2 separate regions of the Mus musculus genome follow, and region 2 is linked to region 1. A link is a loop called in an ENCODE intact Hi-C map of the cell type or tissue named here. Cell type or tissue: gastrocnemius. All regions are shown on one strand.

Region 1 (2,500 bases):
CAGGAATAATTGTGGGGAGAATAGAGCTGCACAGTAGGTAAATGATGACGTTATGAGGGAAGGGCATGTGAGCTGCCTAGAAAGGTTCACTGAGCCTGAGGAATTGGGGTGGGGTTTCTGAGGACATCTGTTATACCCACCCTTGATACTGGATGGAGCCAGCATGGGCTAGATAGCATATGGCCCCAGACTTAGCCAGACTATGTATCACATGGTCCCCAGAGCCACAGTGTTTTGTCTGTTAACTCATCACTAGATCACACTTGGAAGGGAGACACCATGTTCAGCAGAAGCTGGCCCCATATCCAATCATTTCACTGAGCAAGAAACCAGCTTGTCTCTGTTCATGCCTCTTATGATTTAAGTGTGTGTGTGTTAAAGAGGGTGTGTCTATAATTGAAAAAGGCTGTAAGCTTTCAGATACTTGTTTGTGACTTGTTGGTAGATGTCACTCTGTGTTGGGGGTGATGAGGGAATCCTTGTTGACATGGTAACAAGAATCTTAGGGCTACCTCCAAATATGTCAGTTTAGGACAGGGGTTTATGCTGGGGACTTAATTCAGCACCCAGATCTAGAAAGCTCCTTGAGTCTGGGCTGGGATTAGAAAGGAAGAAAAACGCCTGTCAGAAGCAGGGAGATATCAATTTTGCCAGACCCATGAACAGAGGTGAGAGAAATCACAAGCTTCTTAGGAGGCACGGCAGCCATACTGGCTTTGTATAGGTGTCTTCGGCGGATTGACTAGCAGAAATTCGATCTTTCACGCTTCTGGAGATTAGAAGTCTTAACACAGAACATCAGCAAGTTTTCTACCTCCTGGAAGACTCTGAGGGATTATCCGTGCATGCCAGGGCTTCTTTTAGTTTCTGGTGTTGCCTGCAGTATTCAGAGTGCCTTGACTTGAAGTTATCTGATTCTGACCCCTCCTTCTATCGTTATCCTGCGCAGCTCTCAGGGAGGGATATTTCTGATGATGGCATCTCACTTTGAATACATCTACAAAACACCTTATATCCGAATAAGGTCACATTGACAGACAGTGAGCGTTAAGACTTCAGCATATATATATATATATATATGTATTTGGCAGGGAAGGGGAAGGGAGGGGAGAATGTGACTTACATCAAGCCCCTGCCACAGGCAGTTGAAGCTTATCCATGAGGCAGCTGAACAGGGAGGACAGGCACAAATCCAAGCAGGCTTCTGTCCCATGGGTGATACTCAACCCCAGATTTGTGGATTCTGGTGGACAAGACTGGTAAGGCAAAAGCAAGGAAACCCCGACCTTAATACACAAGGACGGGTAAGGGTGAGCTCTCAGGAACAAGGGGGCCAACGTAGTGATGGAATCTGCAGTGGGGGCGCTTCTGACCCAAATCCCTTCCTTGGGCTAACTGAATCTAATTCCCCACTCATATGAATCTCATTTTAAAGGTAATAAGACTCAGAGGTTTTCACTATGAGGAAAGAGCCAGGAGAGGAGAGGGGTAAGCAGGGGCTGAGATGCAGGCAAAGCTGACAGCGCCCCCTAGGGGAAAAGCATCCCCTCTGTAGTGTACCCTGGAGTGCTCAAGTCTGGCCTGTAAGGCAAACTGCAGGTTGTCCATTCATTCTAGACAACTCATCCATTTTTGTTTTGATTTTCCTCTGAGATGACTCACTGGTCTGAGCACGTTCCCCCTGCATCAGGAATGGGAGCCACGGAGAAGTCTGTGGTTCAGCACCCTCTAAAGTCATTGGTGACCGTGATGGAAGTATCTGGGGGTCAACAGTAAAAGACGGGGGCGAAAATTATTCAAGCTCTTAAAAATGGGATAATAAGGTAACTTTCCTCCTCCCGGTATGAGCTCATTTAATTGTAGAGATCTTAATAAATTCAGCCTGATTAACTCCAACCTTGTGGGGGAAGGTTATTCAGTGTTGTGGAATTAATTTCAACAGAAGCCAAAAGAAGGAAAAAGTCAGAGTGAGAAGGAAAAAAAAAACTTCCAGTGCAGAAAAAAGAGGAGGTGTGTGTCCAGGTTAGCCCTCTGGAGAGCATCTATTGATGGACAATAGTGGCAGGATGACTTCTGAAGCCAGACCATGGCCTTCTCAAACCTGCTGGAACCCCAGGCACTGCCTCCAGAGCTCTGACTTGGTTGATATATTCCACAATAAAGAGCTGTGAACCCCCCAAGGTCTGTAGAATGATCCTGAACCTCTGTCCTGCCTCAACCCACCTATCTCCAGCTCAACCACAGTGCTGCTTTGCCCCTGGCTTTAAGTCCCTGCTACTACAGTGCTCTGGAGTCCTTTATTTAGCAGTTACTTGAACTTGGGAACATTCATCTTTTGGACTTTGGTTTGTAATCCTCACTGGGAGAATGAAGTACTTGCAAGCAGCCTAAGGAATAGGAAGGCTTGGGTCTGAGTCTCTGTTTGCTGTGTGTGTGTGTGTGTGTGTGTGTGTGTGTGTGTGTGCATGTGTGTTTTGGGGGGTTGTTGTTTTGTTTGGCC
Region 2 (2,500 bases), 180 kb before region 1:
TTGCCTCTCCTGTCATGAATCAATGAGCCAAGGCATGGATGGTTCTCAAAAGACGAGTCCAAATGGCTGATAAACACATGAAAAAATGTCCAATGGCCTTAGGCATCAAGAAAATGTAACTTAAAAATACATTGAGATTTCATCTCCCCCTAGTTAGAATGACTGTCATAGAAAGGAAGAAAAGAAAACCCAAATATCAACAAATGCTGGGGAGAAAGTGGCAAAAAGGGAACTTGTATACACTTCTCATAGGAATGTAAATTAACCCAACTGCTACAGAAATCAGTATGGAGGTTTACCAAAGAAAATAGACCTATCAGATGACCAAGGTATCAGGTATATCCTCTTAGGGATATTATGGAAGGATTATGCATCAACATATCACAGACAGAGATACCTGCATCTGTGGGTTTTTTCTTTGTTTGTTTGTTTTTTGCAGCACTATTCACAATAGCCAAGCTGTAGACTTGTCCTTGGTGCCAGTCAGTGAATAGATAAAGAAAATATGGTGTGTATATATATCCAGCTCTAAAGGAGACAGATGTATCCAACTGGGGACCATCATATTGAACAAAATAAGTCAGACCCAGGAAGACAAATATCACCCACTCTCTCTCATTTGTGGATCCCTGAGTTTATAAAGGGAACACCACTTCTGTACATATGGAATAAGGGTAGAAGTGAACTGGGGACAAAGGAGACTAGTAAGGAGGGATGGGGGAGAAAAGGCAGGGCATGGTGGTGACTATGATCAAGGCACATGGCACAATTATATGCAACCATAATTATGATAATCACTAGTATGTATAATAAATATATGCCAACAAAAAGGAGCAATGTTCTCTGTTTCCCTCCCTTACCCTGTCCCCTCTGACCTACTGTCCAGGAGGTAATGTACTGGCAGAGGTTCTAGCATCACCTTATATCAAAAGGATGAGAACCACACCTTGGGTCCAACTGGAAGTTGGAGAAGTAAGCTGGACTTCAGAGGATAGGCCATTCCAGAAGACATGCACATTTTTTTTTAAAGCTGTGACTGTTTGGGGAATTCTTACTTGCAATGGAACCAACTCTTAAGTCACATGCAGAAGAAACCACCAAATACCTATCAGCAGTTGTTACAATTTGCAGTTGGAACCAGGAAGACAGTGTAACGGACTACCTGGGAACAGTAGACCAGTCCTGGAAGGCCCCAAATCCATCCTGGTTTTGCATTATGTTCTTTAGCCTTGGCCCTTGGTCTCCATCAGCCTCTTCCAGATTTGTAAAAGGTGGCATCTAGTCTGACAACCTAGTGTCACCATGTTCCATGCCTCGAGCATTCAAGGCCAGCCTCTGGTAGGTTCCTATGGACACAGTTCTAGCTCAGGGCTTCATCTTGCATGAAGGGGATGACGAAGTCGATGTCTGCCAGGGTGATCCTGTTTCCATTATGCTGAAGACTAGTTGTTATAAGGTGCTCTCAGAGGAAGTGACTTGGGGTGTCTGACAGGCAGGCGTGGCTGGATCATGACTTGAGGGGAGGCAGTGAGAGATGAAGCTCTTACTATCTCTGTCTTTACCAAGCACTCCGAGGACCCCTTGTGTGGACTGGATTTAGCTTTGGTTCTAAGACAGCAAGCTGTCAGAGTAGGCTCATAAGCCACTTCCTCAGTGTCCATGACCACCAGACTGAGACCAATATAAACACTGCAACATGTCCAAGTTGGGCTTACTTTGCTTGGCATCACACGACAGCATGAGAGTCTCTGAAGAAAGCCCAGGAGATGGTATTGGGAAAGGTGAAGCCCTGTTGCAGGAGAGACACCAGCATTCTGAAGATTCCAGGACCATGGTGGATAGCCACCAAGGACAGCAGCAAATATGGAGTGGAGATGGCCTGAGCTTGTAAGACAAGCCGTGTGTGCTACAGACCACAGAGCTGGAGAGGTGGGAGCTGACCAGGCCCTTTGGAAAGCAGAAGACTGTGAGTCCCAGGAGTCTGACACTGACCCTTAAAATTGCTAGACTTTGTGTTTACTTTAATTTGATTCTGCTAAGCTTCCACTTCTCTCCACGACATCTTCAATCATGGGGCTTCTATTTCAGCTGAGGTTGCACCTTCACTCAGGCCCTCTTCTCTCCTCTCATGGTGCCAAGCCTCAGCTACTCTTCATGCCTCCTTCATGCCTCCAAAACCAGTTGTACCTGGAAATTTTTATACATTACCAAATGCAGCTGCCAGCATGAGATGCAGTTGCCCACCAGCCCCGAAGCTCCTGTGTGCTGACCCCAAGGGAACATTCCCAGAGGACTTCACATCAGTGATTCTGGTGCCTTCTTAATCTTTGTTATTTTTCCAGCTTCAGTTAGTCAGCATTGATTGTCCCAGGAAAGGAACAGTTTTACTTTAGTAGTTGTTACTTTAAAATGTCAATGGTTGAGGCATGCGGGCCAGCGGGTGCCACTACAATGGACGGATATGCAATGGAGAGGTGGGAAAGACAGAAGAGTGGAGCAG

The links. Hi-C counts contacts between places; a loop is a spot of excess contacts. Peaks named below come from ENCODE experiments on the same cell type or tissue, not always from the same donor. Only the 100,000 strongest peaks of a DNase experiment are listed, where the experiment ranks them.
Region 2: a loop joins it to region 1, with 5 times the contacts of the local background. A loop is called at or near these places in 12 of 42 quality-filtered maps.

The regions. Positions count from the first base shown.
Region 1 is chr11:71,673,578-71,676,077 of GRCm38, reverse strand. No RefSeq gene overlaps it. Among named protein-coding and RNA genes, the nearest start is that of Gm33964, 25 kb to the right of the region's middle. In gastrocnemius, a CTCF peak has its summit at 1,534 (motif pointing left); DNase peaks (open chromatin) are centred at 161 and 1,529.
Region 2 is chr11:71,851,077-71,853,576 of GRCm38, reverse strand. No RefSeq gene overlaps it. Among named protein-coding and RNA genes, the nearest start is that of Gm22927, 4.1 kb to the right of the region's middle. In gastrocnemius, no CTCF peak of the experiment used is centred here; no DNase peak of the experiment used is centred here.